Linked DNA regions of Homo sapiens: all the other regions are linked to region 1. Evidence: read pairs that join two places in POLR2A ChIA-PET (ENCODE). Cell type or tissue: HepG2. All regions are shown on one strand. Links, peaks and the distances in the headings refer to the core of each region. The heading gives the core; the rest is flanking DNA. Region 1 holds the start of LOC107985365 (a long non-coding RNA gene). Region 2 has its middle 9.4 kb from the start of IRF2BP2. Region 3 overlaps IRF2BP2 (interferon regulatory factor 2 binding protein 2). Region 4 has its middle 14 kb from the start of LINC01348. Region 5 has its middle 3.5 kb from the start of LINC01348.

Region 1 (5,848 bases), core at 1,131-5,130:
AAGCCACCACCGTGCCTGGCCCAGTGTCAAAGGGTTTTAACAGAGCCCATGGAATTGCTCTAGAAGGAACACTTCTAATCTTTTTTCTTTTTAAACATTTTTTTCGAACATGCAGAAGAGAAGAAAAATCTTGTTCTTCAAGATTGTGGCTGAATTTAACTATATTTACTAATAACTAAATACATATAACTATATATATGTAATAAGTAATAACAATATATATAAAATAAGCTATAATGGTTTTTATATGATATATAAACTACCAAATAAGCCTATTTGGTCAATAGTGTGGTATTTCCACCTTGTCAGTAAGCCAATATCAAACAACATATATTTGCATCAGGAGAGAAACTCTCCTGTTCTCTGAGACGGGATTTGTTGTCCTTGGTCCCCAGCACCCAGGTGACCGTGCAATGCCGTGAAGGGGCCCCAGGTGTTTCTGCCCATCTGGGCCTAAACTGCTGAATGCAGCAACCCCATCTACCCTGAACCCTCCAGGCTGGCCCAGCCCCTTCCGTGGCTGACACAAATGAGGGTTTTACGGTTACTTAATGGAGGGTGGATGTTACACAGCATGGCATAAGGTCAGGGTGCTGAACTTCTGCCCAGAGAGTCTATAGCCTTCATTCTAATTCTTCTTCCTCCCCTTGGACAAGTCGTTTAACCTCCCTGAGGCCTATTTTTTTATAAAAATCATTTGTGAGGTGTGAATTACATTATATGTGTTTCTGAAAGCACAGGGTAAATGCAGTCTCCCTTCCCACGTGCTATTCCTTCTCCTTGGAATATATCTGCAATGTTCTTTCCTCTTCCGCTTCCCCTCCTTCTAGCAAACTTCTATGCATACCTTTAAGACTCAACTTAGAAGCTGCCTCCTCCAGGAAGCCCTCCTATACCCCAGCAGTCTGAAATGGGTCTCTCTCATAGCATTCAGGCTTGCTCTCTTATGCCACTTTGGTCTGTCTCTGTCATTAGACAGTGAACTTCTTGCTAGCAAGGTGGGTCTTGGCCGTTCTTGTTTTGTTGTTTTTTTTTTTTTTTTTTTCAGATGGAGTCTTGCACTGTCATCCAGGCTAGAGTGCAGTGGTGAGATCTCGCCTCACTGCAACCTGCGCCTCCTGGGTTCAAGCGATTCTCCTGCCTCAGCCTCCCGAGTAGCTGGGATTACAGGCACCCACCACCATGCCTAGCTAATTTTTTTTGTATTTTTAGTAAAGACGGGTTTTCACCATGTTGGCCAGGCTGGTCTCGAACTCCTGACCTTGTGATTCGCCCACCTCGGCCTCCCAAAATGCTGGGATTAGCGGCGTGAGCCACCACGCCTGGGTCTTGGCAATTTTTAAACCCCCAGAATCTAGGGCCTGGCACAAGATAGATTCTCAAAAAGAGCTTGCTGAACAAATGAATCATAAAGCTGAATTCCATAATCCAAGCCACATTTTCTCATTTACTCACAATATGGCACACAGATTATGCCTCTAGAAATAAACAAGGTCAGAGGTTGTGAGATGAGAGGTGGGTCAGAAAGCAGGGCAGGGTCAGGAGCTTCCACCGCCCTGACACCTCAGGCCCCGGCTCCAGCAACCCCACAGAATGACACAGCAACCACAGAAGGGGATGGCAGCCTCCTGCCCCTTGCCAAGCTGTAAAAAGTAATGGCAAGAAACCATGTCCTAATTTCCCTCCTCAGATCATGCCAGCTTGTGGAATTTAACCACGAGAATATTGATAAGTCCCGGAAAAAGGTTGGAGGACAAAGTCGATGTCTGTCATCAGCCAGGTTCCGCATGCCTGAATTGCAGAGTCATGGTGGATCTTAAGGGTCATCTAGTCTACCCTCTGCTCTGTGTACAAACCTCTCCGAGCCAGCGGTCACTCCCAGTCATGGGGTGTTTCAAAATCTCCAGACTTGAAGTTGTAAGTGGAGTGGCAAAGACAAAATTCACTCCATGATCCCTCCAATGCAGGGACGTTTTCGAGACTCAGTGGAGCACTTCGGATACACCACGCATTGCCTTGGGAACCACAAAGAACACAGAGATGAGACGTCATGCCTGCCTCCAAGGCTCAAGCTTCAGATGTGGCAGAAAGGCCGTTTCCACAGTGGGCATAATTGAGGGCACCTAGAGTCAGGGCCGCAAGCTGGACATACGTGGTGGATGGAGACAGAAGCCATGTGGGGACATTCGGCAGAGCAATGGACCCCCTTCCTTCAGAAATTCAACCAAATCCGATGGTAGACTTGATTCCAAAAATTAATTTTCAGAAGGGAAATTTCAATATGGACTGGGTATTGAATGATAGATAGCAAGGAAGTGTTGGCAATTTTTAGGCCAGACGACCATAACATCATTACGTATAAAAATGCCCCTCTATTTTAGAGATGCAAAATCTAGTACATAGATATAAAGTGGCGTGAAACATTAAAGCAACTCAGAAAGAAATAAGTAGAGGCAGGGATCCATGAAGCAACTGTGGTAAGATCTTGATAGCCATGGATTCTGGGCGACATATGGTTCAGGTGCATCGTGCACTCTCTCTCCTTTGGGAATGTTTGAAATGTTCATAATTTAGAAAAGCTGAGAATGAAAGGAAGGTGGCCCAGGAAGGAAGAAGCACTTTCAGCTGGGCCTTAGATCGCGAGCAGGAGCTCACAGATGGAAACAGACAGGAACGTTATTTGCAGGGGGGCCCAGCTCATCAGAGGCCCCGGGTGGGAGGGGTTGGCTATGGCTCAGGAGTTCAGGTTGCCCCTGTGTGGGTCAGAGTTCCAAACATGGGGCCCATGGCTCCTGAGGGCCACCTGTATTGACCTGTTTCTCCAGGATGTGGTAAGTGCTGTGGATCAACAAGCAAGGCAAAGTACTCCACAGATGCCAGTTCCTGCAGGCAGGCCGCGGGGAGGCTGCCAGACAATTTTCCAGAACAACCTGTTCGTTCTTACTGCGCCGGCCCTGGCCTCGAGGACCGTGCGTACTCACTTCATCACTTGCATAACTGGTGGATCCAGGCTCCCGAGATCAGCGCCCCTCCTGAGCTCCATCGTTTCCCTGTGCGGGGGTCTACAGTCTTCTTGGGAATATACTTCCTGTTGCCCCTACTCTGGATTTCCCCATCTCCAGAGGGAGCAGATCAGAGGAGGCGACACGGGAGGGGTGGATGAGGTCACCTGCCCAGGGGGGCATCCGCCTGCCACACCCCCTGGCCCGTCCTGCCCTCAGTCTGGACCCTTCCTCCCCTGGCACTGTCTCTGGAAGGAAGTGGGCTTCCACAGGGCCTAATCTGCTGCTGCTGCTGCCCTCTCACACGGACCTCCACCACCGCCCACCTCCCCAGAGGCCACCACAGGCCTCTGCTGGGGCACGCTGGGGTTTCAGGGCCTGCCATAATGTCCTACCATCTCATCTCTGGGCCCGATTTGCCCCGGGCTTATCCAGTTTCTCTAAGATCATGGAAAAAATGAGCCCTGGTCATATCTGCAGAGCAGCCTTGGCGTTGACCTCTTGTGGCAATTGCCTTTGACAGCCTGAGAGTCATTCAGAAATTGCCTATGGTTCACTCGGGGGAGGTGGGTGGTTCCTCTCTTGCAAGCTTATCTTCACTTTGCAGCCCTGGTAAGTAACTGCTGAGCGTTGCACAATCAGGGAGAAAATATTTACAATGAAAGTTGATCCAGAAAGACTTAGACAAGGGTCAGTGTACCTTCAGTTTAGCCTGACCTCTTCCAGATGAAGTGACTTTGGACAAGGGTTGTAATCTCTCCATGCCTTAGGGAGAGACAGAGACATATGGTACAAAAAGCAGGAGCTTCAGAGTCAGAGAAATGAATTCGAATCCTTCCTCCCCATTCACTAACCTGGGAGTTTGGGCAACAGGGATCATCTCAGATTATATTTCCTATCTCAGAGTATTTTGCAGATTAAATGAGATAAACTCGAGATGGTCTGCAAGGTATAGGCACATGCCACCACCTCCTCCTCCCACATCAATACAAAGTTCCTCATCTTTTTTTTTTTTTTTTCTTTGAGGTGGAGTCTCACTCTGTCACCCAGGCTGGAGTGCAGTGGTATGACCCCAGCTCACTGCAGCCTCTGCCTCCCAGGTTCAAGCGATTCTCCTCTCTCAACCTCCCAAGTAGCTGGGGTTACAGGCGCCACCATGCCCCGTATGGTGGGATTACAGGCCGCCACCATGCCCAGCTAATTTTGTATTTTTAGTAGAGACGGGGTTTTCCCATGTTGACCAGGCTGGTCTTGAACTCCTGACCTCAGGTGATCCACCCGCCTCAGCCTCCCAAAGTGCTGGGATTACAGGCGTAAGCCACCGTGCCTGGCCCCTCATCTTTTTGATAAGGGAGTTGGAGGGGATGACCAGCAAGGCCACTTTCGGCTCGGACCCAATGCAGTCCCAAGAAATCACAGGAGCAGTAAGTTATTCTCCTTCCTGTGTCCAGCCCCAGGCTCCAGTCTCAGCCGGTATTCTAAAACCATCAGGACTCCAAGAGGTCCAGGCAAAGTCTGAGCCCCACATCCACTCAGCCCCCAGTACCGCTGCTCTATCCTCCGCGGGCTTCTCCGTTCCATGGCCCAGTGGGGCTCTTCCTTCCTAATTTTCTGCACTTTCTTGAGGGTTGCCGGTTAGGTAGGAATGAATTCTAAGACACTCAGACCTCAGCCACTATTCTGGTGGGTGGCACAATGGATAGAATCTTCCTTGAGCCAGACACTGGAAATGAATTCACTCCTTGAAGGCTGATGGCTTTGGACACATCTGCTCCTCAACGTCCTTGCCTCTCAAATGATAGCGTGGCCCAGCCACCCTTGGATGGTTAGGTGGGATTTTCTGCTGGAATTGTGCATCTTGGGAAAATGTTTTGAAAAGCCTGAAACTCTGGAAAGATGGGAGTAGGATGGAGACTCCAGTTTGAGTCTCTAAGCCAGGTCTGCAGGATGGGCCCCTCCAACTGAGTAAGTGCCTGCTGTCCTTTTCCCGGCACCCCCACTGGCCAACTCCTCCTCAGCCAGAGATGTTGGGGCTATTTCCATCTGTGCGCTAAACCCTCGTGGATGGGCGTGGCCACCTTTCCATAGGAAACCACCCAGTGGTAAGTCCTCTATCACCCTCTCGTGACCTCTAGGTAGGTGGCCATATGTCCCCTTTACCCAGTTTATTCCGGTGAATAGTGCCTCCTTTCATTCTCAAACAAGTGTCCCAGCTGGCACAAGAAAACACGGGGTCACTGCACCTCTAGGCCAAGTGACACCTCTACAGACACCGCCTCTGGGCAAGCTGGGTCACCTCTGCACGGAGTCGTTTCAGGGTGGGTCAGCCCCTTTGGACATCATGTAACGTGGTCATTATCCTCTACATCACTGTTACAAAAGAGAATGTAACTTCAAGGTAACAGAAGAAAGATCAGAGGGCACCGGCCTTCCTCCATGAGGACGCAGCTCCATTTGCAGCCCTGGCTGACCACCTTCTTTGGTCCGCTTCTCTTCTGTTTCGTTCTTTAGCCTAAGGCTTACCTCTGCCAACGTCAGCATGAGGAGGCGCCACGGCCCCCTGCACCCAGAGCTGCCCTGGCAGTGGCTCCCAAGGCCACGGAGCAGCCCCCGGCTGAGGAGAGGCATATGACAGCCAAGGACATTCTGCACCCAACAGACCGAAGCTCCTTATCCCAGGCTGATTGTTCTCGGCTATGATGGCACCATGGCAAGGGAAACTTGAACGAAGGCTTGGGATGACACAGATAGGTGAGCTGCTGATGTTTTCACATTTCTTTTTCCTCCTCAGCCAGCAGTTGCATGGTTTTTCTTATGGATTGGAGAGGGAACACTGCCTGCCAGAA
Region 2 (5,848 bases), core at 1,265-5,264, 260 kb before region 1:
CAGACATGCAGTAGGCAGCCTAGATGTGAGCCCTAGCAAGAGACTACTGATGGATTCCCCAAAGTGACTGCCTAAATGTAGTGTGTTTACTACAAAGCTTGTCACAGACAGCTAAAATGCAAATACAAATGAACTTTGATGTACTTCGTGGCAAGACTCCCAGCCCTTCGAGCAAATTCCTGAGTGAGGAAGCTGGTTCTGAAACATGCCTGGGAACTGCACACATGTGAACTTCCTGAGGCCTCTTCTCTTTAGCACTTAACAGGTAGCTGGATTTTAAACATTTGTCAGGCTGCTTTTATTCTGTCTACCTACCTCTCAATTATCTACCTATCTACCTATCCATCTATCTATCTTTGCATTATCAGACCAATTCATTATTCTTAACAATAGTTAAGAACATCAGTGTCTGTTCACTTTATGAACTGAGACACCAAGATAATAAGGAATCTGTCTTAAAACAAAGAAAATGTGTGGTTAAACGACAGTTAGAATTCAGGTTTCCCAAACTGCAGTTCTTTCTTTAGCCCACTGGTGGGCTACCTCCTATTTATATTTTCTTCATAGGTTCTTTTTTGCATACATGTAAATATCTATGCAGGAGATCACTGAGGGACCGTAGCTTCTCTTCATTCACCTGGCATGTGACCTGAGGCAGGTCAGCTGGACACCCTAGGCCAGTTTTTCTTGAGTGGAGGAGACGGTGCTGGCCTTGATGTCATTTCTGTTCTGACCTCTCGTGGTGGGTGGGGGTGATGGGAATACACAGGAATTTGACAAACCCAAGCCCAACATTCTTCTGACCCACATGGGATTACAAAACAATGCGGAAAAACTACCAGTAAATGCCTGCCCATTATTTGGGGGCATTGTGCCATCCAAATAAAGTCAGGAGGTTAAATGGCTACCAGAGCATCACATCATCGAGAACATCGTGTCTGCTTGGTTTGGGCTCAATCCCAGATTAGGAGACTCTAAACCACGGTCTATACTTAGTTTAAATTAGCCAGGGCAAAACATCTGTATCAGCATTAATATAAGCCCAACTTCAATGTCTCAGGGCTTATGGAAAATATTTGCATTTTTCTTTCCTCAAGAGACTGCCTTATTTCATATATGTATGTGTGTGTATGTGTGTTTATATATAATTTTATATGTATATGTGTGTATGTATATATACACGTATATGTGTAAATATACGTATATATACACGTATACACATACATATACGTGTATACGTGTATATATACATATATACATATATGCATACATATATATATACGGGCAAAGACTTAATATACTATCCACAGGCTATTCAGATTGTTCAAGAGGCTCTCAGTTGAAGAAGCAAACAGACAAACAAAACGGTTTCATACACAGGCAGGCATTTGGCTGAGTAGGTCGGCAGGATATGGAAACTTGCTTTGAGGTGTTTTTGGATTCTCACCTAGAATTCTACTACTTAATGGCTGTGTGGCTTCTTTGCAGGCTATATACTGAATTCATAAAGGATGTTATGAGAGTAAATTCAAAGAATTCTGATGTTTTGAAATTTGTTGTGACTTGGTTAACTATGGTGAAATGTTACATTCGTGTTACATTATGGCTTTTGTTTATACGGGTCTGATTATGGGATAACTTAATAAAGTTGTAAAAAACTCTATGTTTTTCAAAAATTCTGTGTTTTTCTTATGTGAAGAATTTGTTTCAACTATTCTTCAAACACCAGAAAAGGAGTCACCGTATACTTTACTTTTCATATAAAGATTACTCAATATATTTTAAAATGGGTGTTCCAGAATTAGACTTCCAGATTCCTTGAATTGAGAGTGTGGAAAAGGATAGGCAGCTCCTGTAATAGGAGACATTCTTTTAAAAGCCTGGAATGCTGAAACCCTCTTAGACTGAAAACATGTCAGGACATGCCTTTTTGGGATACTGTCAAACGGTTTAGGCTCAGAATTCCACATTCCGTACTTTTGAAGTTGTTTTCTGTTGGCAAATGACCTCTTGATTATTTTCATGTGGTGAGTATTCAGGCCAACCTTTTTGGTTCCAAGTGATTTAAAAACACACACACACACACACACATAAAAACAAACCACTCTGAAGTGTCCATATTTTAGCATAAAGTTAGGAATTATGCGAGTGCTGGGTGTATCACGGTCAATTCTGTGAGCCTCGTCACAGTTTATAGCCGAAGTCAGAGGCTTCAAAATCAGACACACATTGACCTGGAATGCTTTATTCTGCAGTGCTCATTCTTGATTCTCAGAAGTATCGCTCCTGTGAAAAACTTATCACCATTAGGGAGCTGTCATTTCCCTGGTAAAATTAAACAGCAATTTCATTCACCTTTGCTTCTTTTTGGATGAAGGCTGGCAATGGTTTAAGGAACAAATAAATGAATGAATAAATGAGTGGAGTTCCCTCCTCCTGACTCAGAAAGGTGCTATTTCCCCTCACGCAGGAGATACAACTTCCATGCAAGCCAGTTCTCCTACTACATAGAGCCCTTCTGTTTTTAGGAAGTTCTGATTCATGGATTGGAGAATTGAACTAAATTAGTATACTGTACAGCATGGGCCTGGTTAAATTAAACATAAATGCTCTGCCCCCTGCCACCCACCTCACTGTGACCACGGAGAGTTCATTTAACAGGCGCCACTGTCTGTGAGACCCAAACAAAGGTAGCTGACTTCAAACCCTGTCTACATTTGCCTTATTATAGACCATGTGTTAGTAGATGTTGTAATATTTTTTATGAACCAGTAGGATTCTCAGAATGCTTCAAAACAGGCATGATATTGGGTGATGATTTTATTTTAAGTCTCATCTCGATTTAATTTTGTGAGAATTTTTTAAAATTGTCTGTTTTATTGAGAAATTGCTCAGAGATCATATACAATGAGAAACTCGGCTAGAAGAAGATAAACAAAACAAGTATAACAGAGACAACGTTCTTTTAAAACATTTCATTTTGCAGACCAATAATAAAACTTGTAAATCTTTTAAAAATACTTTTCTTATGGTGTATAAATTCTGATATTTTACTTGAAGCTAATAAAGCCACCATAGAGAAGAAAGTTAATTTTTTCTTCTTTAAGCTTTCCATAGGTAGTATAATTTAAATAATTCTGTGGTACAGTTTCAACACCTCAGATTGAGCACTTTTGTTTACGAAGTAAGAACAGTAATCCTCATGTAAAAAGGTGGTATTGCTACCCTAGACAGCAGATGGTGTTATTAAATACACAGGCAAAGTCTAAGGTCATAAGGAACTAACAATTAACCAGAAATACGATCTGTCACAGTCGTTTAATGGGTAACCTAACAGATATATACCGCTTGTATTCTTCTGAGTGGTGGGAGGTAAATAGTCAAGCTTCAGAGCAGTTGCACAATCGTTTAGAAATATTGTAATTATATTCTTATTTAAGCATTTAGGGAAACCAACAAGCGAGAAAGAAAGTGAAAATCAGTGTGATTTCCTCATAATACTGTGTCCTGTTAATCTGCTTTGAAAAATACTTTACAAATTCAGACAGCACAATTTCATAGCTATCCCTGAATCTAACTCGTCTCCCCAAACTAGGAATGTCAAAATTTTGAATTTTTTACTGCCAGTCTCAGTTGTTCTAAGATCTCTTTACATTATCATAGGTATAATTTTTGCCCCTGAAGTTTTCGTCGTGTGAAGGTAAAAAATTGGAGCATACACAACAGCAAATGGAAGCAGGGTGGCAGGAGACAGCTGGGAAACTGTAGTGGGGAGGAGAGGCAGTCAGCTGGTGGGGTGGACCGTAGGAAGAGAATGGTCTCACCAGTAAGGAATGGGTGGCACTATTAAAATCTGGATGTGGGCTCAATTTCTATTGTAAATCAAATATAAATCTATCACTAAAATAGGAGCTGGATACACAGTGCCCAAGTCCTCGTGAGAGTTTCCCAAGAAGGGTTTACCATGGAGAATGTGTCATCAGTTCCTTTTCAGTTAGGGCTTTTGAGGATGAGGAACTGAATCCTAAATTCACCCAAAGGAAAAATGGCCAACAGGGCAGCAACTAAGCCTGGATCACAAAGAACAAACTGCTTGGTTAGAATTTGGAAGAGTGGCTGGGTGCAGTAGTAATATAATCCCAGCACTCTGGGAGGCTGAGGCGGGAGGATCACTGGAGGCCAGGAGTTTGAGACTGGCCTGGGCAACATAGCAAGACCCCCATCTCTACAAAAAAAATACAAAAATCAAGGCCAGGTAGAGTGGCTTACACCTGCAATCCCAGGACTTTGGGAGGCTGGGGTCTCTACCAAAAAATTAAAAATTAGCCAGGTGTGGTGGTAGTGCATACCTGTAGTCCCAGCTACTAAGCAGGCTGAGGCAGGTGGATTGCTTGAGCCCAGGAGGTTGATGCTACAGTGATCCATGAACCATGATCACGCCACTGCACTCCAGCCTGGGGAACAAAGCGAGACCCAGTCTCTAAAAAAAAAAAAAAAAAAAAAAAAAAAGTTTGGAAGAGTGAACCTTGTCCCATAGGCAAATAACTACGAAGCATACCCAAGAGTCATGACTCTAGCCATTGTGTCAACCAATTGTAAAAACAGCATCTGGAAAAGCAAAAACATCCTCAGTGCCCCAGGTGAATAGAAGATGAACAATGAAAAGCAAGGTTCAGAGGTCACTGGCTGATCAGGCTAAAAAAGTGGGTAGATTCCAATCTTCGGACAAAAACTATTCTTAAAAGACAAAAAGTTATTCAGTTTCCTTGCTGTTGGATTTGGTGAGGATGTCTGAGTCCCAGAAAATGCATACTAATAAGGACTTTTTTCTTATACAGTTTCATGCATTTATATATGTTTATTTAAATTTCTCTAAATTTAATTTGAATAAGGCAGGCAACAGCATCTCAGGGCACAGACTCATAACTGGAGACCTTCATCCACAAGCTTAGCTAGCTAGATTTTCCGTGTGGCCAGGACGCCTGCTGAAACTTCCAGCAGTCCTCAGAAAAACTGATGAGATACCCTTGGGCTGAATGAGTAAGAACTTTCTGGAGAGTGGAAGACTGGTGAAAGTCCAGCTGGAAAAACATATGGCAGCAGAGGCGGAAAGAGTGCTTTATGACCGGGAGCTTTATAAAAAAAATGTCTGAAGGCTCAAGGCAGCCGTTACAACCTAAGATCCTACTAAGCATGATGGATGTTTTTACTTCTAGGATTGTCTCCAATTTACCTGGACCACAGCCAGCACCGTATCCTCAGGCACCCCATGGGACAGTACATACAGAAGAACAGCATCACACCACATCCTATCACCAAGGCCAGGATTCTGTGCCTCTGCCCCCCTCCCCACCTCCTTGAAACGGGGGAAGTAGGGGGAAGAGTCAATTCTTCTTGGAGCACATGAGATGGTAGCTTGCTGTGTTGTCCTGAAAGAAAACAAAGTTTGTAAATCACTGTAGATAGTTTTTTTTTTTTTTTTGTAATAGATATGTCGGGAGGGAAAATGACTATGGTAAATTCCATTCTCAACCACACATTAACTCAGAGAATTCTTGAGCTACACAGTGACAGACTGAGCTCAAGGAGAAAGACAGGCATTCTGAGTTTCAGACTACGGAGCCATTTGGAGGTGACATGTACAGAACAATGCACAGCTTTGAGATTTTATATTGGTCCTTCCCTGCCCAATGTCATTTCCAAACTAATAGAAAGGAATATTTTATTTTTTCATGTTAACTCTTCATTATAATCATCTCTTACTGCAATGACCATTTGTATCTGTTACTGAGAACAGGTATAACTAGCTTTAAGAACATTCTACATGGAATGATATATTCCTTAGAAA
Region 3 (5,848 bases), core at 1,210-5,209, 270 kb before region 1:
GTTCAAAGCCTAGAATGAGATGCCTGCTTAGTAGGTGTTAAATTATAACAGCAACAACCCATATGGTGCTTATTAGGAGAATAGTATTCCAAAACTTCTCTAATGACTGTGACCCTCCTGTGAAATTCTGATTTCAATTGTATATGGGGTACAATAAATCTTTATCTTTTATCACCAGAAAAGCTAATTGAACTGCTGTTTGCAGGCAGAAATAACAAAATGGGGGTAATGGGCTCTTAGCCTGGGCTAAGACTCTCAACAGCTTTTTTCTGTTTTGCAGCTCACACATACAGTCGGCTCAGGCAGACGGCCCAAGACAAGCCTGTGCCAAAGAAATGCTGATTTAGTCTGACCCAGACAATCTCTACTCCCACATGTCACTTCTCTGCAGAACTCTTACTAGTATGGCAAATACTTTAAAAATCATACAATAAAAGAAGGCAAAACCTCAGTAATTTGAGGTTCACTTTTAATAAACTCTTTCCATGCATTAAAATAAATTGAGGCCCTGAGCTCTGGCGAAATGTTTCCGGGTTTTTAATTCCCACCGCCCCCCCACCCCGGAGGCATAAATAGCCACATACGCAATTCAAAGTACTCTATTTGAACTAGTATAGGAAAGATGTTTTCTATAGATATTGCAGATAAATTTGCAATGACTTAAATATTTATCTGCTAAAGTTGCTGAGTGCCTCCACAACAAAACCGAACTCATTTTTTGTGCACGATGGGCATCTGAATGCTACCTGATGGTGATGATATAGAAATACTAATTGCTAAGTAAAAGTGGTAAGTGATGTGATCTACAGATTATGTAATGTAGTTCATTTCCCCCAAAATGTAAACTATATTTAGAAATATTCAAATGTGACATTATTACCCTATACAGGATGTCTTATCTCAGCATCAAGGGCGTCTGTAGAGCTGCTGGAGGAGGCTCTTTAGATTACGCAATCTAACTTCTGACAGCCCATTCAAAGGATGAGAACCGGTGCCTTGAAGCTCTCAATTTAAACTAGGAATCCTGTAGTCTAGTCTCTAGACTTATCTGACCTAGGCAGAAATCATCTCCTAGAGGCTTTTCATGGCTGATTTTGTGATGTTTTACTTGCACTGAAGATTTATTATTCCATGTTTTGAGTTAGTGTTATACAGTGCCATTCTATATATTTTCCAAATAAATGTTTGTCTTACAGAAGAAACTGTTTATACCATTCTAATAGGGTTGTTTAATAAGGAAATTTTACTCAGTTGGGTTTTGGATTAAAAATAAAAGAACAGCTTTTAAGATACAATGTCTAAATGATTCTCAATAATGATCTGTCTATGGTATAGTTACTTTTTGTCCTAAAATACCTTTTCTGTGGGTTGTATGGATTGTTTTATGTTGTGCCAGGCAGATGTGCATAATTTTCTGATTAAAACCAGTGCAAATACAGACTTCATATTCTATAATCTTTTAAAGAGACAAGTTACACTTCAAATCAAACAATCAGAGAGCTGTTTCAAATCAAGCATTTTAAGTTAAGTTGTATTGACATGGGGAGGGAGCAGATGACACACCTAATGAGTTAAAACAATGTTCACTGTTAAATTAGGTATAAATTAATGTAATAACTAGGGGTAGTGTGGGTATCCCTGACAAATTATGGATTTATCTGAGGATTAATGGAGGAATCCACAGATAATCCATAAATCTACCCATTTTCTATCTTCTAACCGCTTAGCGAGTAATTTATAAATTGTCTATTTGTGTGCTTTTTAAGTTACAGTGAGGGGTTCAGACATATTAAGGAAAATGCAGGCTGTCAAGAGAAACAGCAACAAGGGATCTATAGAGTTTGTAATCTGGAAAGTCACACCCGTAATTTTTATTTGATTGTAGTACCATTGCTGTCAGAGGCCTAACCAGTGGCACTGAAGGAGTTAAAACAGTCCCCACCCCCACTCCCGATTTCTAGAACCCCACGATAAATTGGGTAAATATGTATTCCATTCATTGGTGCATCTGACCTTGGTCTGTGACAGAGGAAAGGCGTGTCTTCTCATACTGTTCCCTATGAACAAAAGGCAAGCAAATGAGGGTGACTCAGGACTTCTCATGGCCTACACACAACTGAACATTTTTCTGAATGATTCCACGTATACACTTAGGAATCAGGAAGAGAAACATTTTACTCTTCACTAACCAAATAAAACCATCTATAAATCATATGCAAAACAACTTTTGAGTAAAGAGGGACTTAAAAGTCTAGGAATTAAAAAAGGATTTCCATAGTTTCCTTTTAACTCTCCCCCAACTCCCCTTTGGGGAATAAACAAAGACATCTGCCACATCAAGAGTCTGGTTTGTTTTCTTAACTGAAAACGAAATGCAGTCATTAAAGTATATCTTTGGGAAGAGGTTTTGAAATGTTGAGAATTACTTCTACAAGCTGCACTATTTTCAATTTCACTAAAAATAAAATTTAGCATTTTTGTTACAAAAACATAGTTCATCCTATTTCTTTTAACCTAGTTATTACATGAAAAATTGTTTATCATCTGTAACTTGCTAAGAATATGGTTTCTTGAAAACCTTAAATGGACTAATAATGAAAAACTATTAAAATATATATAGTGATGGGCCCCTCCTAGTTACCAGACCACCCTAGTGTAAATATATTCAAGTACACATTCACTGTTGCTGTTTAATTTAAAACATATAGTAACTCTATGTATATCCTAGCCTCCAACTCTTTATGAGTTTCACAACTTCCTTTCATAGAGAAGTCTGCCAAGCCATTAATCAATAAAAAGAGTAAAAGCTGCAACATCTAGGAAATTTCTTATTATATGAGAGTAGCCAGTAAAATGTGTCTCAGTGCTTTCTACCTTTTATCTCTATTTATAAATTTAAGTTTCAGGATATCAATAAAGCTCATACATGGCTTTGGCTTTTTTCATTCCTAAGCTTTCCAAAGTATAAGGCTTTTTTTTTTTTTAAATCCCTTTTGTCTTTAGCGCATTTCCTATGGCCCAACGTAGCTGTTTTATTCCAAAGCTTTTCAAAGAGCAGCTCCAGGTCTTGAGAGTCTTTCCAGTGTCGTCACTATCTTCTCTTTCCAATCTACCATTGCAGAATGGCTGGTTCTGCTGCTAGTTGAAAAATAAACAAATGCTTTCTAGCCGTACTTTGTTCAGCTCTTTTATCTGTGTCCCCTATCCAGTTGCCCTTTCCGCAGTCCCTGGCACTTCTATTTTATACCATCAGTTGCCTTTTTGTTCCATGTCTTTTATCTCCTGAAGTTCAGGCAAACCCCAACCCCAAACCCACACATCCTTTAGTCACATTGCCATTAGTGATTAAAACAATAGCCATTCTAAGCTTGCTTTAGAAAATTAAAAAAGGCCTCAGAAAATGTTCAGTGCTCCCAATTTTATTTTTATTTAATGCTAAAAGTTAAAGAAAAAAAGGTACTGTAAATCTGACAAATGACAGAATTCAGGTGATATTTCCATAGCGTGATTTTAAAATATAATAATGTTGGTATCTGAGATTACACTCACTTCAGTTGACATGAGTTTCATCATATATAGAAAAAGTATCACCTTCAACTTAAAAAAAGTAAAGGTTAAAAGGTGGCACACTTTTAAAATACTTGGTGGCCAAGGAAAGGTATATAGTAAAAGTTGTAAACCATGTGTATGTTCTCATAACTTTAAATGTGAGGCCACATGAAAGACAGTACATCTGTTAAATTCTATAAATTGTTAAAAGCAAAAAAGGGAAAGCTTCAACACCCCATCCCCTAATATTTTGAGTATTAAAAGCACAGCTGAAATATTAGGATTTGAAATCTGATACTGCCCATGTACAGTAAGTAGCTTTGTGACATTTTTATCCAGCTGTGGAGAATCTCTGCACTGTCATCAGGTACAACAAAAGATCAAACCCATGTCCCGATGTTAACTTTTTAACTTAAAAGAATGCCAGAAAACCCAGATCAACACTTTCCAGCTACGAGCCGTCCACAAAGGCCACCCAAAGGCCAGTCAGACTCGTGCAGATCTTATTTTTTAATAGTAGTAACCACAATACACAGCTCTTTAAAGCTGTTCATATTCTTCCCCCATTAAACACCAGTACAGAGAAACCACAGGTTGCCCTTTCCACAGCTGGATAGACTTATCCAAAACGGCAGGATGGTTCTGTATTAATCTTTTTGGAAAGCATGTCTGTATTAAGATTGCAAAACATACAGATAGCTACCACAAATTAGGTCAAACGACTGATCAAGTTGTAACATCTGTGAGGTCAAATTCCAAAGTGCCTAGATACACATTTATACAACAGACCATAAGAGCTGAATTCTTTACAAATGTCTTTATGGGCATGTAAAATTGACTCTGCATTTCTGCATGTGTGCATTCACATAAGAGAGACCAGTCTGCACTGAGTCATATATACTCCAACTTGAAAAAGTAAGTGTAACAACTGGTTAATCATGCAAGTCTGTTTGTAATATAACAATGACTGGTAAAACATGAATTCTCGCACAGTAGTAATAGGTGCACTCATTAAAAACACTACGGAAAAACACTGTATTTGGTGCAGTATCTGATTTTCAAGTGTTAGTAACTTGACCATTAAAAAATAGTTTTGAACAATTTAAAAAGGAAAGACAAACATATAACTAAAAAAGAATCCAAAGTTGGTAAAAATCTGTATTTTCAAATGTAAATAGAAGCTAGGCTGTGAACCATACACATAAATTGTAGACCTTGAAGCCATAATTCAGCCTAATTATAAGGCCAAGTTACAAACACCTGAACGTAAGGATTTAAAATAGTGTTCCTGTCAATGTTAAATCATAACAGCACAAAAGAAAAACCAGTATCACTGTGAGACAACTATTTCTAATAATTGATGATTTATTGGTTTTAAAAAAATCATTTTACTGATGCAAAATAGTGATCAAAAGAAATTAGTTTACAAAAAGACTTCTAAAAATATTTTGAGAGGTGGGGCCTGTCTATTATATAAAACCCTTAATTTCTTTAATTTCCACTAGTTTATCATTTTTTTCCAGAACAGTATTATTCACTTGGTATTTCAAACACATGTTAAGAAGGAAATTACAGGTTTCCTCCACCCACATTTGGGCTGTCACTGATATGCCCAAGGGCAGTCCTGGCAGCACCACGCGGCTGTTACTGTCATTGTACCATACTGTATTCAGCACTCACTAGAAACAGGGTATAGGTGATAGTATCAACAGCAATAGCACTACAGGTAAATGATAAACAAAACAAAACAGAAACAAAACCAATCCCACAATCTCCAAGTTCACCTGGACTGTAACTTCTCTTGCAACTCTTTCAAAATAAAGGACAACAGCAACAACAAACAGACCTCTAGGGTGTTTAAAAAGATGAAGTGGCGCTGCAGAGCTGGGCTCTGCTCAAAGATGGCAGTGCCATCTTGTACACACCACCATCCATTATAACCGCCTTCCATCACTGGAATTGTATCTTATGTAACCAACTAGCATGCAGCATTGTAATCTTACAACTGATCACGTGGACAGTGAACAGCGGTCAACTTTGTCTTAAAAAAAAAAAAACAAAAAACCCCAAAAGACCACACAATCCTGAAAATTTCCCAGCAGCACTCTCAGTCATCAGTATCTCAGGAACTGAACTTTTGAGCAAAATAGAGATTCAAAATCCACTTTCCTACTCCTCTGAGGACAATGTTTCAGGGTAAACTGGTGGTATTTCCCAGTGGCATGCCCACTTGACAACATGCCCGTTCGATCATTTCCTTTCCTTCTCCACCACTTGGCCTCCGGCCTGAGAAAGGGGC
Region 4 (5,848 bases), core at 765-4,764, 210 kb after region 1:
TCTCTGTCTCAAAAAAAAAAAAAAAGGAGATCCACAACAAGAATGAACATGGAGGGAGGATAGGAAGGGTATTATGCTGAGTGAAATAAGCCAGACACAGAAAGACAAATACTGCACAGCCTTGCTTACAGGTGGAATCTTTTTTTTAAAAAAAGCCAAATACACAGAGATGGAGAATAAGACAGTTGTTACCAGTATTGGGGGTGAGGCAGAGGAAATGGGGAGGTGAATGCGGAAGGACACAAAGCAGCAACTATGCAGGATGAACAAGTGGAAAGATCTGATGTACAATATGAAGACACACTTAGTTAACAGTGTACTGTATCCAACATCTTTGCTAAATGAGTAGATTATAGTTGATTGTAGCTGCTCTTACCACAGGGGAAAAATACGTACCTATGAGAGATGACGGCTATGTTCATTTGCTCCACTCTGGTAACTGTTTTACTATATGTACATGTACCTCATAACATCACATTGTATACCTTAAGTATACACAATAAATTTTGAAAAAAAAAAAAAAGGGGCTGGGCGCAGTAGCTCATGCCTGTAATCCCAGCACTTTGGGAGGCCAAGGTGGATGGACTGCTTGAGGTCAGGAGTTGGAGACCAGCCTGGCCAACATGGTAAAACCCCATCTCTACTAAAATACAAAAATTAGCTGGGCATGGTGGCGCACGCCTGTAATCCCAGCTACTCGGGAGGCTGAGGCAGGTGAATTGCTTGAACCCAGGAGGTGGAGGTTGCAGTGAGCCGAGATAGCACCACTGCACTCCAGCCTGGGTGACAGAGACAGACTCTGTGTCAAAAAAAAAAAAAAAAAAAAAACTCATGCCTGTAATCCCAGCACTTTGGGAGACTGAGGCAGGTGGATCACCTGAGATCAGGAATTCAAGACCAAACCCCTTCTCTACTAAAAATACAACAATTAGCTGGGCGTGATGATGCATGCCTGTAGTCCCAGCTACTCAGGAGGCTGAGGCAGGGGAATCACTTGAACCCAGGAGGCAGAGGTTCCAGTGAGCCAAGATCACGCCACTGCACTCCAGCCTGGGCAACAGAGCAAGACTCCATTTAAAAATAAAAATAAAAAAAGAGAGGGCCAGGCGCAGTGGCTCACGCCCAAAATCCCAGCACTTTGGGAGGCCGAGGCAGGTGGATCACCTGAGGTCAGGAATTTGAGACCAGCCTGGACAACATGGTGGAACTCCTTCTCTACTAAAAATACAACAAGGAGGCTGAGGCAGGAGAATCACTTGAACCCGGAAGGCGGAGGTTCCAGTGAGCTGAGATCATGCCACTGCACTCCAGCCTGGGCAACAGAGTGAGACTCCGTTTCAAAAATAAATAAATAAATAAAAAAGAGAGGGCCAAGCGCAGTGGCTCATGCCTGTAATCCCAGCACCTTGGGAGGCCAAGGCAGGTGGATCACCTGAGGTCAGGAATTCGAGACCAGCCTGGCCAACATGGTGAAACCCCTTCTCTACTAAAAATAAAAAAATTAGCTGGGCATGGTGATACGTGTCCGTAATCCCAGCTACTCAGGAGGCTGAGGCAGGAGAATGGCTTGAACTCGGGAGGCGGAGGTTGCAGTGAGCCGAGATCGTGCCACTGCACTCCAGCCTGGGTTACAGAGTGAGACTCTGTCCTCCTCCCCACCAGCCACCCCCACCCCCCACTGCAAAAAAAAAAGAAAGAGAGGCCAGGTGTGGTGGCTCATGCCTGTAATCCCAGCACTTTGGGAGATTGAGGTGAGAGGATCTGGCTTCAACCCAGAAGTTACCAGCCTGGGCAATCTAGTGAGACCCCATCCCTCCGAAAAAACTAAATATTAGCCGGGTGTAATGGCATGTACCAGTAGTAAACTCCTGGCAGGAGGACTGCTTAAGCCCAGGAGTTTAAGGTTGCAATGAGTTATGATGGCACTGCTGCACTCCAGCCTGGGTGACAGAGCTACAGAGAGAGAGAGAGACAGAACTGAGAACCAGAAGAGGCTAAAGCAAGTAGAAGAAGGCAAGCGTCCCTTCAGACCACGCCTCCACCCACCCTTGACCCTGCGAGAGGGATTTAGACACAGTGGCAGCTGGGAAGCCAAGAACAGAACACATTAAGCCTTGCAACCTAATGCCAAGATTCCGCCCGAGAGACCCCATTTCCTGCCCTCTCTGCACATTCCTTCCATTCCTCCCAAGCACCTTCTCCCACTGCTATTTTCTTCTTTCTTCTAGAAAACAAGTCATGTGGCCAGAAGGATGTCAGGCACTTCTGCTTTCTCTTTTAGATTCCCGGGTTCTTATAAGGTTTTCCTGGCCTTCTCTCTGCCTGCAAAGCCCCTGGCACCGCAGAGGCCCCCAAAACACACAGGATGATAAAGCTCTAGAGAGACAGGATGGAAGCCTGGGTGCATGAGTGCGGGAAAGAGGGCACAGGGGCTACTAAATCTTTGCCCAGATGGCGGGGCGGGGCTGGGGGAGCAGAGCAGCAGCAACAGGCTGTGAAGTGATTTTGTTCTGTTCAGTTAGGAAGGAGGTGGGTGGAAATGACAGTTTGGAGCCGATCAGAACAGAGGAAACTGTTTCAGGAGAAGCTGCCTCCCTTCTCCAGTTCTAACAGTGCCATCAAGCGGCTCGAGGAGCAGGCGCAGGGCAGTGCCTCCAGACAACCTGAGCTGACCCCTCAGCAGAGGAGCACGAGGCTGGGCAGAGGGGCAGCTCTCAGCACCCTGCCTGTGGCAAGGGCCAGTCTTCAGCCTCCCAGACAGATGGCCAAACACCTTTCCCTAGAACGATCTGCAAGGAGGTGGGTAAGGTATCTCCCCAGTTGTAGGAATAATGCACAAGCACCTTGATGGATACGGACAGTCAAGTTTATCAAGGTCCTGCGAGGCGCTTCACTGGAACACACTGGGACAAATGCCATCGTCCTGTAAAAGGCGCCAAAGCACATTTTCAACCTGAGACGTGGTCAGTCACCAGGGCAAGCCTGTCAATGCCATCAGGCCCTTGTTGATTGATGTTCAAAGGAGAGCAGAGGACAAAGAGGACAAAAGGGCGCTGGGCAAAACCAGCTGTGACCAGCACACCAGGGGGAAGGCTCATAGGATCCTCCAAGCTAAATTTATTGTTTCACCTACTTCACTCGCATTCCTTTTTGAATTCTGCAAATCAAAATCTATTCACCTAAGAAATACAAGGCTGGGCACGCTGGCTCACGCCTGTAATCCCAGCACTTTGAGAGGCCGAGGTGGGTGGATCATACAGTCAGGAATTCGAGACCAGCCTGGCCAATATGGTAAAACCCTGTCTCTACTAAAAATACAAAAATTAGCTGGGCTTGGTGGCGCATACCTGTAGTCCCAGCTATTCGGGAGGCTGAGGCAGGAGAATCACTTGAACCCAGGAGGCAGAGGTTGCAGTGAGCTGAGATCACGCCACTGCACTCCAGCCTGGGCGACAGAGCAAGACTCCATCTCAAATAAATAAATAAATAAATATAAAAATTAGCCAGGGTGGTGGTGCACACCTGTAATCCCAGCGACTGGGGAGACTGAGGCAGGAGAATGGCTTGAACTTGGGAGGTGGAGGCTGCAGTGAGCTGAGATCACGCCACTGCACTCCAGCCTGGGTGACAGAGCGAGACTCTGCCTCAAAATAAATAAAGAAGGAAACAAAAGACTTTCTCAGCAGTTGTGTGTCTGGATAACCGCAAATGAGGAGGAGGTGGACAAGGAGGAGGGAGAACATTCTACAAGGAGCCCAGGACCCTAGGGTGGGTCCAAGCGCTGACATTAAGTCACTGTGCACCTCTGAGGAGGTAGCCTCACTCTCTCAGCCTCATGTTTATCAGGTGTAAAAACAGAGGCTTAGAACGAGATCCATAGTTTTCTTTTTTTTTGAGACAGAGTCTCACTGTCTTCCAGGCTGGAGTGCAGTGGCGTAATCTCTCTCACTGCAACTTCTGCCTCCTGGGTTCAAGTGATTCTCCTGCCTCAGCCTCCCGAGTAGCTGGGACTACAGGCACACGCCGCCATTCCCGGCTAATTTTTGTATTTTTAGTAGAGACAGGTTTCACCATATTGGCCAGGCTGGTCCTGAAATCCTGACCTCAGATCCACCCTCCTTGGCCTCCCAGAGTGCTGAGGTTACAGGCGTGAGCCACTGCATCTGGCCAGATCCATGGTTTTCTTTTTTTGTTTTTTGTTTTTTGTATTTTTTTGAGATGGAGTCTCACTCTGTCACCAAGGCTGGAGGGCAGTGACGTGGTCTTGGCTCACTGCAACCTCTGCCTCCTAGGTTCAAGCGGTTCTCCTGCCTCAGCCTCCAGAGTAGCTGGGATTACAGGCACCTGCCATCACACCTGGCTAATTTTTTGTATTTTTAGTAGATTCGGGGTTTCACCATGTTGGCCAGGCTGATCTCGAGCTCCTGACCTCAGGTGATCTACCCACCTCAGCCTCCCAAAGCACTGGGATTGCAGGCACGAGCCACCACGCTCAACCAGATCCATGGTTTTCAAAACCACAGCTCCTCAGACCCCAGGGGAGGGGAGGAGCTAACTGGATGGACTTTGGCCCCCATCTCAGTTTACCAGAACAATTCATTCATTCTTCTTTCATGTTTCGCGTTTAGGTTAAGATTTTATTTGAACAAAGTGTTCTGCAGTCTTGTGGGCACTTTTGGAGGGATCTGCCCTGCCCATGGCTCTCAGAACTGTCCCCCATGCCCACAGAGTTGACCTGAGGTCAGGAGTTCGAGACCAGCCTGAGCAACATAGTGAAACCCTGTCTCTACCAAAAAATACAAAAATTAGCCGGGCATGGTGGCCTGCGCCTGTAATCCCAGCTACATGGGAGGCTGAGGTGGGAGGATTGCTGGAGCCCGGGAGGTTGAGGTTGCAGTTAGCCTTGATCAGGTCACTGCACTTTAGAATGGGTGACAGTAAGACCCTGTCTCAAAAAAAAAAAAAAAAAAACTTAAATTAAAAGCAAAATGTTCAGTCAGGCGTGGTGGCTTACACCTGTAATCCCAGCATCTTGGGAGGCCGAGGCAGGCGGATCATGAGGTCAGGAGATTGAGACCATCCTGGCTAACACGGTGAAACCCCGTCTCTACTAAAAATACAAAAAATTAACCGGGCATGGTGGCAGGCGCCTGTAGTCCCAGCTACTGGGGAGGCTGAGGCAGGAGAATGGCGTGAACCCGGGAGGTGGAGCTTGCAGTGAGCCGAGATCGCGCCACTACACTCCAGCCTGGGCAACAGAGCAAGACTCTATCCCAAATAAATAAATAAATAAATAAATAAATAAATAAATAAAATGTTCAATACAGCATATCATATAATGACTCAGTAAATATTAATGTTTTTATCACTTCCATTGTTGATATATTCAAAAGTTGTTTGTAAATCATTCATGTTTTCCTGTTGCTATAAAATTAAATTTCAGAAATATCATGGACTACACCTACCAATAATACTATAAATTTTAATTTCAAAACTATTTTCTTATTCATATCTACTTGGACTATACCTACCAATAACATCTAATGCTTTTCTTTAAATTTATTTGTCCTAAAAACTTCCATCCAAGGACTTACATATTTGTAGATAGGCTAATTTACTCATTTGTCCACTTAATCTTTTTTTTAGATGCTCTGAGATTTACCAAAGAAATAGATGGCAAAAATCCCTTCACTAAGCGTTTCCAGGGTAGAATTTGAAGAAATCATAATTTTAAGTGTATATTTCGTAAATTAGGTTTCTTAGATTTGAGGTCACCTGAGTTCCCACAGTAAGAGATCAAAGACTCATATATTACCAATATGAGAAAAGGCCTCCAAAATTTGCATTT
Region 5 (5,848 bases), core at 904-4,903, 200 kb after region 1:
ACCTGCCAGGCTCGGCTTACCAAACTCACAGTCACACAGTCAGCCCAGGTGCCCGGAACTGCCTTGGCCCGCTGCCACCAAAGGCCCCACAGCAGGGACTTGGGAAAGTCTGAGAGCAAAGGCCAAGGACTGGAGCTTAGGTCCAGGTCTCCCCTTGCTCCGTAACTTTGGGCAAATGACTTAACCTCTCTTAGCTTCTGCATCTATACATCGCCAATAACGCTACGAGCACTGGGGAAAAGCAAATGAGAAAGTGGCTGCAGAAGTATTTTGTAAGCTGTTATAAAGCACCAGACAAATGACAGTGGTTCAGTCCCATGGAAAAACTGGTCACAATGGGTGACCGCTGGGTCATTACCCAAGGAGTTTTTTGTTTGTTTGTTTGTTTGTTTGTTTGTTTCTTGAGACAGGGTCTTGCTCTGTCACCCAGGCTGGAGTGCAGTGGCACAATCACGGTTCACTGAAGCCTCAACCTCCTGGGCTCAGGTGATCCTCCCACCTCAGCCTCCTGAGGAGCTGGGACTGCAGGTGCATACCACCACACCTGGCTAATAATTTTATTTTTTGTACTTGATCTTAGCTAAAAGGCTGAGAAGTGATATAATTTTATCTTTTGTAGAGATGGGGTCTTACTGTGCTGCCCAGGCTGGTCTCAAATGGCTGGGCTCAAGGGATCCTCCTGCCTCAACCTTCCAAAGTGCTGGGATCACAGGCATAAGTCACCAAGCCCAGACACCTAAAGATGGCTCATTTCTATGAGGAATAGAAATGATGTCCCTGAATCCATTTCTGGGACATGGAAAGACATAACACAATGTTTCTAGTACAGGTTGAATATGCTTCTCATTTAAATACCTAGGGGGCTAGGCACAGTGGCTCATGCCTGTAATCCCAGCAATTTGGGAGGCCCAGGCAGGAGGATCACTTGGGGCCAGGAGTTCAAGACCAGCCTGGGCAACAGGGCAAAACCCTGTCTCTACTAAAAATACAAAAATTAGCCGGGCGTAGTGGCGCATATCTGTAATCCCAGCTACTCAGGTGGTTGAGGCACAAGAATCACTTGAACCCAGGAGATGGCGGTTGCAGTGAGTCGAGATCACACCACTGCACTCCAGCCTGGGTAACGGTGCAAGACTCCATCTCAAAAAATAATAAACAGCTTGGGAATCACAGTGTTTTGGAGTTTGCATTTTTTTGGATTTTGGAATATTTGCATAATATGCTTATCAGTTGAGCATCCCAAATCCAAAAATCCAAAATCCGTAATGCTCCAATGAACATTTCCTCTGAACATCAGGCTGATGCTCAAAAAGTTTCAATTTCTGGAGGATTTCGGGTTTTTGGTTTGGAATGCTCAACCTATATATCAGTAACTAAACTTCCTGTGTAAAATCTGAGAAACAAACCCCATGCCACATTGCAAAGCATTGTAATAAGATGCCAAGAAATATCTATAGGTGTATGTATAGTACAACCTCTGCCCCAAAATCATTGCTTGGAGACTTGGGATTGGAACCTACATTGCATTAATGGCTATTATTTGAGCCTGCAATGAGATACAGTAGGTGGGTTCAACAGTGGACTCAGATGCCTGTAATCCCAGCTACTCGGGAGGCTGAGGCAGGAGAATCGCTTGAACCCAAGAGGCGGAGGTTGCCGTGAGCTGAGATCGTGCTACTGCACTCCAGCCTGGGTGACAGAGTGAGACTCTGTCTTAAAAAAACAAAAACAAAAACAGTGGGCACCATCTTCCCAAGAAATCCTGAATTATGTATCACCTCCCCTAGCATCCAGAATCACACACGGCCCCACAACCCACAAGGTCCTCCCTACAGGACCACACCCCTGCTCACCACCCTCACATCCTCTCTTGCTACCATCCAAGAGCAGCGTCCTCCCCCAAGCTTTGGACAGGCCACCCTCATTCCCCTCTCAGGGCTTTTCCGCAGTTGTTTCCTCCCGCTGGAATGCTGGTCCTCTGGTCTGGGTCCTTCTGCCCTTTGCGGAGCTGCTCGTGCAGACACCTTCTCTGATTCCCTATCTAAAATTTTTGCTCAGCCAGGCACAGTGGTTCATATCTGTAATCCCAGCACTTTGGGAGGCTCAGGTGGGAGGATCCTTTGAGCCCAGGAGTTCCCAGCTTGGGCAACACAGCAAAACCCCATCTCTACAAAAATATTTTTAAAAATTAGCCAGGCATGGTGGTGCACACCTGTAGTCCCAGCTATTCAGGAAGTTGAGCCAGGAGGATCACTTGAGCCCAGGAGTCTGAGGCTGCAGTGAGCTATGATCACACCACTGCACTCCAGCCTAGGAGACAGAGTGAGACCCTGTCTCAAAAAATAAAATAGCCAGGAGCAGTGGTTCACACCTGTAATCCTAACACTTTGGGAGACCAAGGGGGGTGGATCACCTGAGGTGAGGAGTCCAAGACCTGCCTGAGCAACATGGTGAAACCCCGTCTCTACTAAAAATACATTAGCCAGGCATGGTGGTGGGCGCCTATAATCCCAGCTACTCAAGAGGCTGAGGCAGGAGAATTGCTGAACCTGGGAGGTAGAGGTTGCAGTGAGCCGAAATCATGCCACTGCACTCCAGCCTGGGCAACAGAGTGAGACTCCATCTCAAAAATAAAATAAAATAAAATAAAATAAAATAAAATAAAATAAAATAAAATAAAATAAAATAAAATAAAAAAGTTGTTCCTCCTCTCCTACCCTCCCCTCTAGCCAATCTCTGTCCCATTATGCATTTTTAGTGTCCTTATAGCATGTCACTCTCTGAAATGATTTCTTCTTAATTTTATGTATTGACTGTCTCCTATGTCTCCTATGAACACCATAAAGGCGGGGCCACATCCCCCTCATTTACCACTGGAATGGAACAATTCCTGGGCCAGAACAGGGTGCTTAAAAAGCATCTGTTGACCCCCTCCAAGAGTCCAGTAACTTCAAGCAAGCTGAGCAGGAGAGCACCAACACCTCTCGAGTTGCCAATGGCCAGTTTCAACACCTCAGACAGTGGGGCCCACGGCCGAGCTCCTGCCATTGCATCTGAGGCCTCCAGTGCTAAGGGAGAAGCCCTGGGCCTCTTCCACTTTTGGCCTCCTTCTCTGCTGGAGCTGCACCAATTTCCACAGGAGTTGGTGACGGGGCACGAGTTGGCCCCGGTGCTCCACACCCAGAGCCCTGGGCAGGAGAGCACCTTCTCCCTTTCTTGGCCTCACCACCAGGACCGGCAAGCTTTTCAATTCCCCCATCTGCAAGACAGGGACAAAGAATGCTTTGTCACCCCACCTACTTCTCACGGGTGTTATGAAACAACTATTTGCTCGGAAAACACTTTGAGCAACTTGGGGAAAGGTGCCCGGGGCTCAGATGACGCCTGTTGCATTTGATCCAGGCCAAGGAAGGACTGTGCCAACTAGTCATCCGGTCACCGCCGCACCCCCCGGAGGAGCAGGAGGCACAGCAGCTTCTCCTGTGTCTCCAAGCCTGTGTCACAAAGCCCGTTGGCCGTGCCGTGGTCCCAGAATCTACCCACAAGGTGTGTGTGTGTTCCTGCCATTGGCCGTGCCGTGGTCCCAGAATCTTCCCACAAGCTGTGTGTGTGTTCCTGGGGCTGCCTGAGCCACTGGTTTCAGCAGAATCTGAGCTCTCTATGGGCCTGGACAGTGGCCTCCAAACACCCAGCCTACCCTTAGCCAAGAAGAAGGGCCGAGGGTCACCTGGGGATAACATACCTGAGCTCCTGCCCTGCCGGGCGGGGCTGAGATTTTGCTGCCAGCATCGCAGGCAGGGAGCTGGGAACAAAGGCAAGTAGTCTTGGCTCCCCAGCCTCGGGAGGGCAGATCGTAACCTGCAAGCAGGCAGGTGCCTCCTGAGCCGACAGCAGTGGCAGCAGCCACCTCGTTACTATGACAACCATACTTGGCCACCATCACTCTGTCTCCAAGAGGGGCCAGCCCCAACCTTGACCACACAGGGTCACCCAGGGCTGCCCAAGGTGGAGAATGGAGAAGAACCCAGGCGAAGGCAGGCCAAGGGCCGATGGACACACCTCCCCTTTAGTCAACAGCTCAATCTAAGCTTCAGACTGGACATTCGACTCAAAGGTGGGACAGGCCTCTCTCTCTCTCTGCAGCATTCACCCCAGGCTGCTGCTTCAAGATAAACCCCTCTCCCTGCAGGTGACTTCAGCAAGGCCTTTAGCAGACAGTGAACAGCAGACAGCATGCATGTTTAATTATAACTCTCTTGCATAGGCAGGGCTGGCTATATACAGTATGTCTGCCTGTTACTAATTATATTTACTTTCAAACGAAGTGGGGGAGATCTTCTGAAGATGAGTCAGAAAACAAAAAAGCCCTTCGTTGTTATGAAAGCAGGGGAACGTCTCCTGAGAGCGTCTGAGCAGCACTGTCACTGCCTGACAATGGAAAACCTGAGCGCCAAGGCAGCCAACCCAGTAAACACTGCACGCTGGCTTTCCTGGCCCAGCGTCCCTTCGAGCCAGTGCCTGAACTGCATACCAAACCACAATCAATAGGAAAGGCGTTCTCCCTCCCGGACAGAGTGGCATTTAGAGCCTGGCTGGCTCTTCCTGCAAAGACAGGGCGACTCGGCGATCTGCTGTCACCTTAATTGGGAGGCAGCGTTCCAGTTGAAACACAGCAAAGGTTTTTTCCCTCATCAAAGGAGAAGCATTCTGACCAGATGGCTGAATTGAAAAGGCTTCATCCTCAGCCTCCACACAGCCAACGGTGTTATTAATAACAACACTGCGAATGCCACAAATCACATGCGAACACCTAGAAACCCAAAATAGTCACCACACGCAGAGCAGTTGTCCGCGCCTTGGCGGCGATTAGGTCATTGTACTAATTTCAGCTGGACGCAGCCTCACACACATATGTGGACTCACATCCGTGTCTGTCTGTGTGTTTGAGGTCTGCAAGGGTGAGGTGCCCGCGGTTGTTTGAGGGGAACTGGTCCCCAGGCCCCACTCAGCCATCAGCTGCCTCTTCTGAGAAGACTGCGTGGGCAGCCCTGCCTCCTCTCCACACAGACGCCAGAGTAAGCCCAGCCGAGGGTGACACATCCGCCCAGGAGAGCCATGCAAACTCATACTGTTCAGAATGGGTTTTCCAATCGTTTTCTAAACAGTCACACTTGTTTTGTTTGCTTTCTTCCAGGAAGGCTGCACTGTTTTGGAAAAGTAGGGGGAGGACATTTTTTTAAATGAGTTCACTTCCTGAGTCTTTAAAATATTTCCCTGTAGACAGAGTATTGGGAAGCTGTGGCCAGAGGACAGAGCGGTCTCAGGTGGGCGGCACCCGGAGTATGAGGATCAGAGCGTGTCCCCCCACGCGCACTCTTCACAAGCCGGGGAACTGGAGTTGGCAACGAGACAGCAAGGAAGGAGCTGGGAGAGCATCCCTTCCCAAACCCCCATCCCACTTCCCACCACCCTCCAAGAAAATGTTTCTAAAGCCAGGTTGGAATTTGGAATGGGTTTTCCTGTTTGTCCGGGCAAGGTTGAATTGTGAAATCACATTATTCAAAAGAGAAGAGAAACAGTAGATATGAGAGACTAGTCACTGGAGATTTTATTAGGAAGGAATCATGAGGGTAGCCAGCATGAGTCAAAGTGCATTATTTTACCCGTTACTCGTGGTCGCCCTATGAAGCAAATGGTGGTGAGCCTATTTCACAGGTAAGGCCCCGAGAGGTGAGGTGGCAATCCCAGGGGCCCTCTACCCACTCCCACAGACTAAGTCGGCTTCCCTGCTGGACACCTTAGCAATCTGCACCATTCCTTCATTGCTGGAGTCATCACTGGAAGTGAA

The links. ChIA-PET counts read pairs that join two places held together with the same protein. Peaks named below come from ENCODE experiments on the same cell type or tissue, not always from the same donor. Only the 100,000 strongest peaks of a DNase experiment are listed, where the experiment ranks them.
Region 2: POLR2A ChIA-PET joins it to region 1 with 23 read pairs; 16 of 35 experiments call an interaction of 5 or more read pairs at or near these places.
Region 3: POLR2A ChIA-PET joins it to region 1 with 29 read pairs; 16 of 35 experiments call an interaction of 5 or more read pairs at or near these places.
Region 4: POLR2A ChIA-PET joins it to region 1 with 27 read pairs; 4 of 35 experiments call an interaction of 5 or more read pairs at or near these places.
Region 5: POLR2A ChIA-PET joins it to region 1 with 51 read pairs; 4 of 35 experiments call an interaction of 5 or more read pairs at or near these places.

Annotation. Positions count from the first base shown.
Region 1 is chr1:234,872,920-234,878,767 of GRCh38, forward strand. LOC107985365 (a long non-coding RNA gene) reads right to left here and starts at 3,907. Exons shown (of 3, transcript XR_001738533.2): 1 at 1,857-3,907. RefSeq lists an enhancer at 3,529-3,673 and a cis regulatory region at 3,592-3,609. In HepG2, for the core only: a CTCF peak has its summit at 4,146; DNase peaks (open chromatin) are centred at 1,802, 2,802, 3,602 and 4,082; H3K4me3 peaks cover 1,757 bases.
Region 2 is chr1:234,616,673-234,622,520 of GRCh38, forward strand. No RefSeq gene overlaps it. Among named protein-coding and RNA genes, the nearest start is that of IRF2BP2, 9.4 kb to the left of the region's middle. RefSeq lists an enhancer at 11-511. In HepG2, for the core only: no CTCF peak of the experiment used is centred there; DNase peaks (open chromatin) are centred at 1,929, 3,299, 3,774 and 4,539.
Region 3 is chr1:234,600,866-234,606,713 of GRCh38, forward strand. It overlaps IRF2BP2 (interferon regulatory factor 2 binding protein 2), which reads right to left. Exons shown (of 2, transcript NM_182972.3): 2 at 3,404-5,848. Among named protein-coding and RNA genes, the nearest start is that of IRF2BP2, 6.4 kb to the right of the region's middle. RefSeq lists silencers at 1-36, 1,922-2,091. In HepG2, for the core only: no CTCF peak of the experiment used is centred there; DNase peaks (open chromatin) are centred at 2,076, 3,176, 3,949, 5,201 and 1 weaker place; H3K4me3 peaks cover 4,000 bases.
Region 4 is chr1:235,081,275-235,087,122 of GRCh38, forward strand. No RefSeq gene overlaps it. Among named protein-coding and RNA genes, the nearest start is that of LINC01348, 14 kb to the left of the region's middle. RefSeq lists an enhancer at 1,286-1,808. In HepG2, for the core only: a CTCF peak has its summit at 2,618 (motif pointing left); DNase peaks (open chromatin) are centred at 2,587, 2,947 and 4,607.
Region 5 is chr1:235,070,361-235,076,208 of GRCh38, forward strand. No RefSeq gene overlaps it. Among named protein-coding and RNA genes, the nearest start is that of LINC01348, 3.5 kb to the left of the region's middle. RefSeq lists an enhancer at 4,911-5,160. In HepG2, for the core only: no CTCF peak of the experiment used is centred there; DNase peaks (open chromatin) are centred at 3,331, 4,031 and 4,481; H3K4me3 peaks cover 1,961 bases.